Linked DNA regions of Homo sapiens: region 2 is linked to region 1. A link is a contact called in ENCODE Hi-C data. All regions are on one chromosome and are shown on one strand. The core of a region is the stretch at or near the end of the contact, and the rest is flanking DNA. Distances in the headings are between cores, read along the strand shown.

Evidence for each region. Hi-C counts contacts between places; a loop is a spot of excess contacts on that map. Pooled maps may share reads with other maps.
Region 2: a loop to region 1 is called in a pooled map, with 8 times the contacts of the local background. The contact joins the promoter of ZNF639 here to the promoter of TBL1XR1 in region 1. A Hi-C loop is called at or near these places in 9 of 50 pooled maps.

What each region holds. Positions count from the first base shown.
Region 1 is chr3:177,195,200-177,201,799 of GRCh38, reverse strand. TBL1XR1 (TBL1X/Y related 1) reads left to right here and starts at 4,318. Exons shown (of 16, transcript NM_024665.7): 1 at 4,318-4,679. RefSeq lists silencers at 3,727-4,106, 4,347-4,536, 4,647-4,746, 5,227-5,276 and enhancers at 3,724-4,231, 4,232-4,741.
Region 2 is chr3:179,320,578-179,327,177 of GRCh38, reverse strand. It overlaps ZNF639 (zinc finger protein 639), which reads right to left and starts at 4,147. Exons shown (of 6, transcript NM_001303426.2): 1 at 3,887-4,147. RefSeq lists enhancers at 2,047-2,146, 3,188-3,237 and silencers at 3,808-3,947, 3,978-4,417.

The DNA.
Region 1 (6,600 bases), core at 3,069-5,568:
CAGAGTATCAGCAAGACGCCTGGGGGTAAACGCTACAGACGTAAAGCCACTGAATTCCAGGGTGAGTAAAGAATATAAAATGAGTTATAGCACTAGGAGAATATTTTTGGTATCAAATGTCTTTTTTATACAATTAAGTTTGTTTTGAATACTTTATGTAGATGAGCTAATGTAAACAATTTAAAACATCATGATGATTTAAAAATATATATAGTAATGAGACCCTGTAGTCCTGGGATTGAAGCAGTTTCAATTTAAAATGTTCCATGTCTTTAGCGATGAAAGTTGCAAATGTGTAGGCTATCTTGCCATGCCACACTCCTCTCGGAAAAATATTACTGAAATAAAACAAGTCAGGATTTGTTTTTTTTTTTTTTTTTTTTTTGAGATGTAATCTCACTCTGTCACCCGCCCAGGCTGGAGTGCAATGGCAAGATCTCGGCTCACTGCAACCTCCCCCTCTCGGTTTCAAGCCATTCTTCTGCCTCAGCCTCCTGAGTAGCTAGGATTACAGGCATGTGCCACCACGCTCAGCTAATTTTTGAATTTTTAGTAGAGACGGGGTTTCACCATGTTGGTCAGGCTGGTCTCGAACTCCCGACCTCGTGATCCGCCCGCCTCGGCCTCCCAAAGTGCTGGGATTACAGGTGTGAGCCACTGCACCCGGCAAAACAAGTCAGGATTTGTTTAGCCATTTTACAATATATAGTAACTTCTGATAACAGTTACTGGTATGAGGTTTCTCTTCATTGAGTAATTAGCTAGAAAATTCAAGAGAGAACTTTTTTTTTTTGAGACGGAGTCTCACTCTGTCGCCTAGGCTGGAGTGCAGTGGCACTATCTCGGCTCACTGCAACCTCCGCCTCCAGGGTTCAAGCGATTCTCCTGCCTCAGCCTCCCAAGTAGCTGCGATTACAGGCACCCGCCACCACGCCCGACTAATATTTTGTATTTTTAGTACAGACGAGGTTTCACCATGTTGGCCAGGCTGGTCTTGAACTCCCGACCTCAAGTGATCTGCCCACCTCAGCCTCCCAAAATGCTAGGATTACAGGCGTGAACCACCACACCCAGCGGAGAACTTAATGTGTTCCTTTGCTTTACAATTTCTTAGTAATACAGTAATATCTCCTTTCTAGAAACACATTAACATTTAATTCAAAGTGTAATGGGAGTGTTAGATTAGGACAAAGTACTGAATATTAGTAACAATAGTTCCTTCTTTGTCCTTTCCTCACCCAGTGAGTCTAATCATTGCTTGTATTTTGGTGCAGCCCTGATCCTTTATGCTGGATATGTTGGGACAGCTAGAGGGCGAGGCGACAATACATATGACCTTTGAGTGATGGTTTATTTCTCTGAGTATTTAACATTGAAGCCACACTGTTGTTTCAGATAGTTTCCAGAATATAAAAATCAAAGGGATCAAAATATGATCTGATTTAAAACCCCCTTTGCTGGAAGAATCAAGGCCTTTCCACATTTGGGTGCCCCTATTTTTGTTTGTTTGTTTAAAAACACTCCAGGCTGCCGGGCACAGTGGCTCACGCCTGTAATCCCAACACTTTGGGAGGCTGAGGCAGGCAGATGACTTGAGGTCGGGAGTTTGAGACGAGCCTGACCAACATGGAGAAACCCCATCTCTACTAAAAATACAAAATTAGCCAGGCGTGGTGGTGCATGCCTGTAATCCCAACTACTCGGGAGGCTGAGACAGGAGAATCGCTTGAACCTGGGAGGCAGAGGTTGCAGTGAGCCGACATTCCGCCATTGCACTCTAGCCTGGGCGACAAGAGCGAAACTCCACCTAAAAAAAAAAAATGTACTCCTGCTCTCTCCTCTCTCTTCAATTAGTATGATCCAACAGTGGTGAGTAAAGTACATTTTACTGCAACGGATTTGTAAGTCCCCAGCCTCGATGATCTTCATATTTAAATGCAGTCATTTACGCACAGAAATGTCTTGTAAACTACAGGGATATAAACAAATGCATGGATTATTATCATTGTGAGGAGGCTCAACTAACACTGAACAACTTTAGGAGGCAGCTTGGTGTAGGGTATAAGAACTTCAGGCTGGAAGACCTGATCCTATGAACCTGAAGGAGGGTGTCTCCTCCCTTGTGGAATAAGGGATAGAAGTCATTTAGGGGAAGGAGAAGGGGTGGGGTGGGCAGCTTTGAATATGACGCTTTAAGAATGGTATGGTTGAGAAGTCCTCACTCACTGAAAGTGGGGTTTGATTTTACAGTCACTGCTGTATGGAGAGGACCCGCCCGTGGTGGCACAATATGAAACTTAAAAAATAATCTAAGCCAATAGATATGTTTCATTGAGTGGCTCCACCGAGATAGTTTACTTACTGAAGACAGGGTATGTTTAGTGATATCTACGTCATTTATCAACTCAAAAAAAAAAAAAGGAAGATACTATATACTCTTTTCAATTCTGAAATAAAGTCTTCTGAAAGGTGTTAGTTCTGAGGTAAACAAGCCTCAGCTTTAGAATCCTATTGAAATGCAAAACTTGCTTTGTGCGGTTTCCCTGTACACTCTGCATAGTGTTTTGGAAACCTGCAGTTATCTAAATTCCCATCGGGTGACATTGTTTAATCCAACATTCCCACTTTCATACATGAAAATAGCTCTAAGGACACACCACTAATATGCTTTGAACTCTCTGGTGGTTGGAAGGGAGTTTCCAATCCCACTCCCTTTCCTCTGATGGTTTTCCTGCTCCCTGCCCCACTAGGTCATTCAGGAAAGGCCTCTGGCAGCTCCCCCAAGCAAGGGCTCAGGGGGGAAAGAGACATTGACCTTGGCCAAGAAAGCACCTGTCTAATTACTGAACTTATTAGGCCACCAGGAGTCCAGACTGGTGCAAGTTACGAGTAGTGTGTGTGTGTGTGTGTGTGTGTGTGTGTGTGTGTGTGTGTCGCAAAACTTCAGGTTTCTGATATTGAGAGGAAATGATGGTTGCTTTAAAGTGATCACTACATCTATTTTCAAATATTCTGATGAAAGTAGGAAAACAGAACCCTTCACCTTTAAGAAAGCTGCAAACATTATTTTGCTTTGAAGGCAGTAATAAGCGAAATAACAAAAAGGTTTCAAGTCGTATCTTAATGTAAAAGGGTGGCTGCTTCTCCAGTCCTGAGCTTATACAAAGCTCTAAAAAGCACCCTACCCCATCTTTCTGAAAGTCTTAGAAAGATTACCACCCCATTTGCTTTAAAACCTGTGAGGTGCCTCCCTTCTTTAAAAACAACCCTCCCTCAACCATACTGCCACATTATCACTCATCTAAGTTATACTTTATAAACCGCCTTGCTGTGCTTCACACATGCAAAAAGTACACAAAGTGGATAAACTTCTACTGTGGATGCCACTGTGCAGGTATATATTTAGTAAACATTTAGTTACATTATTTTATTTTTGTGAAATAAGAACTGATCGAGCAAACCTTTCAAACAGACCCACCAGATGATAAATACCACCATATGCTTGATTCACAGTACATTTGGGCATAAATACTTCAATTACAGCTTTGTGTTTAGTATCAAAAACCTTTTCTTGTGTGCGTGTTTTCTCTCCAGATCCCGTGCTCTGGATCACATTTTGAAAGTCGCTTATTACAGATAAAGCACCTTTCCAGGTACGCTTCGGAGAACCATATGTATTTACGCACACAAAGGTGTTCACAGAGATTTTCACAAACAAATGTCCATATGATGCCGCGCCGCACTCCCCCACATGCCCGCCGCGTGTGCGCCCAGCCCCCAACGCCGCCGGGCCGCCCCCCGGACACGCGGGAGCCCGCGGCGTCCTTGGGGAAACTTCGCCGGCGGCTCCACCCCGGCCACCGCGCGGGCCTCCCCGCCCCCACCCGTCTCGGGCCCAGCGGCCCACACCCGAGCACACCCAGGCCGGCCCGCGGCGGTGGGGGCGGGGCGGGCGGCCCGGGGCCCCGAGGCGCCTTCGAGTGCCCGCGGGGCTCGCCTGATTTTTAAAAGAATGCGCCGCACAGCCCAGCCCCCAGTGCCGCCAGAGCGGGCCGGGAAGGAGAGGAGCGCGGCCGCTGGAGCCCCCCCGCCGCGCCGCCGCCGCCTCCCGGCGTCCGCGGCGCCCCTCCCCCGCCGGCCCCTCCCCCGCGCGCCCGCCCGCCCGCTCGCCCGCCCGCCCGGCGCAGGCCGCTCGGGTTTGTTTTGCTGCGCGGCCGCCGCCGCCGCCGCCGCCGCGGGCCTCGCGAGCTCATTTGTGCCTGGCTGGTCCCCATTCCTCTCTCCCCAGTGTTGAGTGTCTGAGCCGTTGGCTGCTCCGAACCGTTTGGCTCTTTCCCTTAGTAACAGCTTTTACCTTCTGCCTCAATTCCTCTCCCCGCTCGCGCCCTTCCCCCGCGCGCCGCCTCCCCCCGCCGCCGGCCGCGTGCGCCCCCGCCCCTCCCCCCGCGGCGGGAGCACCTCCGCTCGCCACCTGGGGACCCGCGCCGCGCTCCCCGCCCCCGCCCGCCCGGCGCCCATCCCCCGCGCCCTCCGCTCGCTGGGGTTATAATTGCCTCTCACCCCCCGGAGGGGTTATTTTGGGGGTGGTTGGAGGCGGTGGCGGCGGCGGCGAGGAGGGGAATTTCCTTGTGCCTCCATTCCCGGGAGGGGGGAGCGGCGTTGGAGGCCACCGTTTCCAGGTAAGCGCTGGGGGCCGGACCCTGGAGTGGGGGCGGCCGGGGGCCTGGGCGGGGGGCGCGGGCCAGAGGCGGCCGGGGGCGCTGGGCCGCGGGGGGATGGGCGCGAGTGGAACATGCATTTTTCAACTTGGCCCTTGGGGGAACTGGGCTTGCGTGGGGGAAGGGAAGGCAGGGAGGGCACTTGGGGCGCCCCCATCCCCCCGTTTTCCTCTCTCAGGTTTCTTTGAAATGCTCACGTGCCTGCCCACCCCCCTACCCTTTCCCGGTCTCGGGGGATCCTCACCCTAATTATGTTGTCCCCGAAAATGTGCACCTCGGCCTTCTCCCCCTCTTCCTCCCTTCGTGCATTTACACCCCCTTTTTGTGCGTGTGTGTTTGGGGGGGGAGGCTTTCAGGAAAGGATTTGCAGCAAATTGAATCAAGGAGCCATCATGAGGCCGACTCCTTTATAGCCTATTTTTAGCAGAGGAGAAGGAGCTTTTCGGTGCATGCTATTTTGTGAAACCTCGGGCGGCAATGGAAATCTCCCCTCCCCGGGCGCGTCCCCGGCCCGGGCGCGGCGACCCCGGCCGGCGTGCTGGGGGCTGCGGGCGGCTGTTGGGGCCGCGCGTCCGGGGCGGGGGCGCCGGCCGGGGGAGGGGCGCGCGGCAGCCGGGCCTTGCTCCGGGACGTGTTTATTTGTAACTTAGTGCTTTTTATCGTCTTAAGGAGGTATTTGGTGGAGGCTCTTTGAAGTTGGGTTCAGGAGTGTAGAATTGGCAAAGTTATTGCCAGCTTCCTGGTAAGTTTTGGGTGGCACAGAGTCACGTTATTTTCTGACAGTGTAAAGGCCACGTTGTGAGGGTGGTTTCTCGGTAACTTCCTCTTTGCAACCGATTTAATTTTTTGAACAGAAGCAGACTTTTATTTAAGTGGAATATTAATCTTAAATGGCAGCTCGAGGGAAGCCATGCATGTGTTAACGTGTTCAGTATTTTTGGAAGTTCTTAATTTGCTGAAACAGGCATCACTTCGCAGTGGCAACCGGGATTAAATTTAGGTTGTGAAAATGGTGTATTTCATGTAAAATTTGGGTTGTGGCTTTTAAAAAATGCTCTCTTTGTTAGGTTATCTAAGTGTCTCTAAGATAATTTGGTGATTACAAATGAGAAATGTTGGAAACTAGTTAAAAATTAGGTGTTCTCAGTGTCTGGAGTTTACTTGAAATCTTGGACTGTGCAGGCACCAGGGGTGAAGAGTTTTAGTACCTATGTGATTTACAGTTGACTTAGGAAAGTTTACTATTCACTTTCTTGTTTTCCAAACAGGAACCGTATGCTGATCTAAACAAGCTTGTTAATAAAATGTGGGGGGTGAAAATGCCAGGTTATTTTTAGTTTGAATTTTAAGACTGAATGGTTGCTCTACCCCCCACCTCATATAATTAAGTGATCTTCCCCCTCCGTTTTTCCTAAAGGCTTCTTCACCAGTTTGGATAATAAGGCCCTCGTGGTGTGTTCATCTACTTACCTGAAATAACTTGGAATAAATAATTTCGATTACACGTTGAAGATACAATGAGTGACTGTTTGGGTTTTCCAGTGTGATTCATTTTCATTTTTGTTAAAATAAGACCCATGCTACATTGATGTATTTTAGTAATGCCGACTTCCTGGGATTGTATGTTCTCACCATTTTAATAGTTTATAGTCTGGGGAAGTAGGGCACCTTTGTCTCCCCGAAAACATGGTGTGGGTTGGGTGGTATCATGGGAGTTGATGGCAAGCTTCCCAAATAGTTGAGAGTTCTAGAAATAGTTAGCATTTACCTGTGGGGGAGGGGCTGCAGGAAGAAAGTATGCCTGAGAGCAGTTAGGCGTGTGATGTGTGATTAGGCTTCTTGCTCTTAAATCCAGGTTTTCTTGTTTGGAATATGATTTTTT
Region 2 (6,600 bases), core at 2,898-5,397, 2.1 Mb before region 1:
GCTCTTGTTACCCAGGCTGGAGTGCAATGGCGCGATCTCAGCTCACTGCAACCTCTGCCTCCTGGGTTAAAGCGATTCTCCTGCCTCAGCCTCCCAAGTAGCTGGGATTACAGGCATGTGGCACCACACCGGGCTAATTTTTCTATTTTTAGCAGAGACGGGGTTTCACCATGTTGGCCAGGCTGGTCTCAAACTCCTGACCTCAGGTGATCCACCCACCTGGGCCTCCCAAAGTGCTGGGATTACAGGCGTGAGTCACCTTGCCTGGCCCAAATTATAAACTTTAAACTGTTACAGCCCTTATAGATTATTTATTTAAGAAATAAAAGATCGAGACCAGCCTGGCCAATATGGTGAAATCCCGTCTCTGCTAAAAATACAAAAATCAGCCGGGTGTGATGGTGCGCACCTGCAATCCCAGTTACTCAAGAGGCTGAGGCAGGAGAATGGCTTGAACCTGGGAGGCGGAGGGCTACAGTGAGCTGACATCGTGCCACTGCACTCCAGCCTGGGCAACAGAGCAAGACTCTCTCTCAAAAACAAAAAATCAAAACAAAACAAAAAAAGAAAAAAGTAAAAGTGATAATAATAATTTACTGACCACCAATTATGTACCAGGCTGTGAACATACTTTATCTCATTTAATCCTATGTAATCGTATGAGATGCAAAATTCACATCACCCTCTCAAAATTATAGTTCCTGTTATTGAGGAAACTGAGGCACAGTAAAGTCAAAGCTAGATACTCAGTAAATGCTGGGGTTGGGATTTGAATAAAGGTTTACCCAACTTTATTTATTAATCTATTTATTTATTTGAAACGGAGTCTTGCTCTGTCACCCAGGCTGGAGTGCAGTGGCACGATCTTGGCTCATTGCAACCTCTGCCTCCCCAGCTCAAGCGATTCTCCTGCTTCAGCCTCCTGAGTGGCCGGGATTACGGGCGCCCGCCAGCAGGAGGCTGGGATTACAGGTACCCGCCAGCACACCCAGCTAATTTTTGTATTTTTAGTAGAGACGGGGGTTTACTATGTTAGCCAGGCTGGTCTTGAACTCCTGACCTCAAGTGATCCGCCCACCTCAGCCTCCCAAAGTGCTGGGATTACAGGCACGAGGCACCGCGCCCGGCCTATAATGCTCTTAACACCAAGGTGATACACATGACAGGTGTTCTAGCTGAGGTGCACATACTATTTTTGCTGCTTCACTAAGTTCTGGGTATATCAGCACTGAAGTGATATAATACAGCAGGGAATGAGATAGTGCTTTTTCAGTTTATTTTATTTTTACTTTTTTTTCGGACAGAGTCTCGCTCTTTCGCCCAGGCTGGAGTGCAGTGGCGCTATCTTGGCTCACTGCAAGCTCCGCCTCCCGGGTTCATGCCATTCTCCTGCCTCAGCCTCCCAAGTAGCTGGGACAACAGGCGCCCGGCTAATTTTTTGTATTTTTAGTACAGACGGGGTTTCACCGTGTTAGCCAGGATGTTCTCGATCTCCTGACCTCGTGATCTGCCCGCCTCGGCCTCCCAAGGTGCTGGGATTACAGGCGTGAGCCACCGCGCCCGGCCTTTTCAGTTTATTAAGCATTTTCCTAACCCTTATTCTATTTCATCTTCAAAATGGTCCTGTGCGGTACATGGAGGAGTTACTATCAAACCCATTTACATTTTTACTGATGTGGAAACAGCCTTAGTGAAAGTTAAGTCAACTAATAAGTGGGAGAACCAGAGATGAAAATGCATGCACATCTTGCTTCCAGTTCTTAGCTACCAGTTGGGAGAAGGGGAACAGAATAGCCTAAAGAAACAGACAACCATGAAATGTACAGAAATGATACCAATATATAAAATACCTCACCTCGCCGGGTGCAGTGGTTCACGCCTGTAATCCCAGCACTTTGGGAGGCCGAGGCGAACAGATCACCTGAGGTCGGGAATTCAAGACTAGCCTGACCAACATGGGGAAACCCCGTCTCGACTGAAAATACAAAATTAGCCGGGCGTGGTGGCACATGCCTGTAATCTGAGCTACTCGGGAGGCTGAGGCATGAGAATCGCTTGAATCCGGGAGGCGGAGGTTGTGGTGACCCGAGATCACATCATTGTCCTCCAGCCTGGGTAACAGGAGTGAAACTCTGTCTAAAAAAGAAAGAAAGAAAGAAAAAAGAATAAAATCAAACGCCTCACCTAACAATGTAAACAATCATTCCTTGAGTAACCATCTCAATTCACTGCATTCAAAAATCAAAAAGAGAAGAGCTATTACGATTCATATAGCCCAAAGCTTCACACTTCATGTTCTAAATACTCTAAAAGTATCAGGGAGAACACTGAAAACACTCAGCCGAACATGTTAAGTAGTCTCTTGTTATTTCAGAATGCATCTCAAGTTCTTTGCAACTTGAAGAATAAAAGTAAGAAAAGGAAACCAAGCGTGGTATTAAAATCAACGTTGCAAGCTGGCCTGGATTCAGGCTGTTAGGTGAGAGGAGGAGGCACACGGATCAGGAAGGGTCTGACTCCTACTTAGGGCCGAACGATAACCAAATGTCTATCGGACTTCCTTTCAGCACAATGGTGATGCCTACTCAAGACCAAAAATGCTAACCATCCTTCATTTTAGCAATCATTTTTATGTGCCTTTTGTGTGCATAACAGCCTTGAAAAAACTTAGCTTTCTACTCAAGGATGTCATAAACATTTGCTCACTAGTCTTCTTAGCAGGAAGATTCTGAATCACAAGCAACCTATCACAGTCCCCCCTCCCTCTGAAATACAAACGACATATGTAACACGTGTCACTGCAGAAAAATCAGAAAAATGTTTAAAAATTTTTTATATCACCTAGAAACCAACATCTTTCCACCTGTCATTTTTTTCAACCAACAAGAAAGTCTATGCACAAAATAGAATACATACAACAGGCAGTCAGCAATCATCAAATAGATAAACGTTTCAAAAGGCCTTTCATGCAATGTATATTCTTCCTAATTGCTGTAAGACGTCTTTACAGTAAATAACTCCATTTTTAACGAGTTTAAAAAGAGTTAAGCTTTCTTTTTCGTTCTCATTAAAATAAGCATATGCTTTAAATTGTAAAAGAATTGAAACAAAAACATGTTGCAGGAGAGCCTGAACTAGAATCCACTACATGTCCAACGTGGAGGCAGTCTTTACTGCAATATCACACGGTCACTAAATACTTGATTCGCTATTTTTCAGTCCGGCATAAATCTTTCTCTTCGAAAAAAACAAAAAAGGCATAAACTGCTTCAAATGATTCGTTTCCCTAGACAGTACTTAAAGACAAAACCAAAAAAGGGGGTTTCTAAGCACCGTCACACGAGTGAGGCGACTCTCAGGCTGGAGGCTTTGGGCGCCAGCATCGACGCCTGCTCTCCGCGGCTACAACTCGTTGCGCGAGCCCGGGGATTCGCCGCCGGAGGTCACGAAGCCGCCGGGCAGGGCCGCAGCGCCAGCGAGGACCCAGGATCGTCCCGAGCCCGGACGCAGCCAGACAAATGCCCGTCGGAGGCGCAGGGCAGAAGTCCCTGGGACTTAGCCGCCTCCACCCCGGCGCCACGCACCAGCTTCGCCCGGGCCCAGAAGCCGGCGCCAAGGAGACTTCCAAGCCCCGACACCAAAGGTTCCGTAAAGACAACGGCAGCAGGGGGCCGAGGGGAGCCCGGCCAAGGCGTCCTGCGCAGGGGGTGGAACTGCCTTCGGGATGGGGGAGGGGAACGCCATCCCGCCATATAACGAAGGCAGAGTTTCCGTATAAAGGGAGCTCCGGTCTCTCCCGCCCTCTCCCGTTAGAAGATGCGCCCGCACGCCCGCGTCCCCTGGAGCAGTCCAGCGCCCGACCCACCCGCTCCTCCCTCACACTCACCAGTCAGTCCCCCGAGGCCCTCCCGGCCGGCCCACGCAGAGGCGGCGGCGGCCGAGAGCGCAGGCGGAGGGGCCGCGCGGTCCTTCCCGCGGACGCACGGCGGCGGGCAGCGCTGCTCCGGCCCTAGCGCTCCCGGACGCTGTGCTGGGCCGACCCCTCTCCCTCCCCGCGCGCCCCACGCCCTGAGCGCCAGGCCCCTGGCCTAGGCTCCGCGGCCGCACTGCCCTGGCCGCCACGCTCCGCGCCTGCGCCGCGCACCTCAGGGGCCCGCCGAGAGGGCGGGGAGGTGACGAGGTGAGGTGGGGGCAGGGAGCGGGCTGCGCGAACGCACCGCACACGCGGCCTGGGAGGGACCACCGGCCCGCAGCCCCGGGGGAGGCCCAGCGGCCCGCGCCCCCTGCCGGAGGCCTTGCGCCGCCGCAGTCTCCTTCTGGGCGGGGAAGAGCCCCTCCCGAGCCCCGAGGGCGATCCCACCCTCTAGGATTACTCCACGCCAGGCGGCCAGCGAATTTATCCCGCCCGCCTCCACCGCCCCTTCAAGCCCTGGGGAACTGGGAGAAACGTGGCGCGCAGCGGCACCTTTCCCACGCTGCTCCTCAAGGGAAAGGACGCGAGTGGTCTTGCCCAGGTTAGGCAAGGCAGATGGCATCTCAGACCCCGAAGTGTGCCAGCCGCCTGTTGGGGACAGAGAGGCCGAGGACCTCGTCACGGTTTTACTGAGGCCACACCAGAGAACCACCTAGGGCTAGGATGCTGCCCTCAGGGCAAGAGGGTGAAACCTGAAGACTGCGAGTCGTTGTTGAGTTTCACCCGATTCCTTGGCTCGAGAAATAGTGGAATGAATGAGGAGTTAAGGGGGACTGGACTCGACGATTTAAGTCCTTTCTCGACTTTGACTTTCTTTGAGCAGCTGTAGAAATGATTAAATTACACGAGCATAAATAAATTTGTGAACATGGTTCCATAAATGATCTCTGTGCAAGTGTGGTGATATGTTTAATTCAGTCCTTTTGACAATGAGTTGAGGTTTTTAGTCACATTTTACAAAATGGAAAAGTAAATGTGTGAGAAGCTAAAGACTGGGTCTTAATTCATTTTGGTAGCCTAAACCCCTGAGGTTCAAACGGTTAAGAGGATGACTGAGAGCCATGTGGATTATCAGGTACCCAAGGTCACTCGGATAGTTAGGGCTGCAATGATGTCTCTTTGTTCACGTCCACTGCTTTTTCTGACAACCACATGCCAATCAACCAATCAATCGCTGGAAAGTAATAATCACAGACTTTACTCTGATCCCTTCACCATCCCCCAGGAGATAAAGCTATATTTGAAAGAGACACTACTTGTTTGTGAGGCTCAGTTTTTATGACCTCCTAAGTTTTATGTGCGTACTCAGCTCAAATAAATGCTCACGAATGCTAGTATGGCCCGAATTAAAGTTCGAAGAAATGTAGAGACATTTTTAAATCCTAGAATAGTTAGTATCTAGCACAGAACCGGGAATCGGTGGAAACCACAAGGGGGTGTCATGCCACCATCTTACCATTTTGCCTTACCACATAGCCTTGTGTCCAACAAAATCTTTATATTTCAAAATGAAGTTTTACTCCAAAACATTTTGTAGTGAAAGTAAACGCACACTCTCCCCAGCATCCCACGTATTGTTTGCACTTAGAGGAGCTTGACTTTGTTTAGATGTTGTTTAACATAGTCACAAATTGCAAGCAATTTCAAGTTCTTGATTAGCTGGAGTGTTTTTCAGTTTCATTTTTGGGTCCCTCTTTTCCTCATCTCCCGCTCCAAGGGAGGGTGATAGCTGGGATAAAACCCTAAAATCTCAAGAGTGCTAAATTGTAGAGTTTGTTAAATACTATTATAAATTTGATTCAGGGCTATTAAAACATCGTTCTTCCAACTTTTTCACACACTTGTAGAATAGCTTAATTTCTCCTTCCTTTCCTTCCTTCCTTTTCTTTTTTTTCTTTTTTCTTTCTCACGGTCTCACTCTGTCGCCCAGGCTCCAGTACAGAGATGGGATATCGGCTCACTGCAATCTCCACCTCCTAAATTCAAGCAATTCTCGTGCCCCACCCTTCAGATTAGCTGAGATTACAGGCGCGAGCTGCCACACCTGGCTAATTTTTGTATATTTAGTGGTGCTGAGATTTCACCATATTGGCCAGGCTGGTCTTGAGCTTCTGGCATCAAGTGATCCGCCCGCCTTGGCCTCCTAAAGTGCTGGGATTACAGGCGCGAGTCACCGCGCCCGGCCACTTAATTTCTTCCTGATTAGAAAATAGTTACGTTTTTAGTACAGAATGGAGACAACAGAAAAGTACAAAGAGCAAAAGTAAATTTACCATAATCTCACAACCCTGAGCTCATCAATGGTAACATTTTGCTTTCTATCTTTCCGTTATTTTTATACCTATACTGACATAAAAATTTGTTTTCAAAATTAGAATATTGGCTGTGTTTTTTTCTAACAGGTTCTTTTTTCCAATTAGTATAGCACGAGCATTCTTTATGTTTTTTGTTTGTTTGTTTGTGTGTTTTTGAGACAGAGTCTTGCTCTTTCGCCCAGGCTGGAGTGCAATGACGTGATCTTGGCTCACTGCAACCTCCGCCTCCCAGATTCAAGCGATTCTCCTGCCTCATCCTCCGAGTAGCTGGGATTACAGGCGCGTGGCACCACACGGGGCTAATTTTTGTAT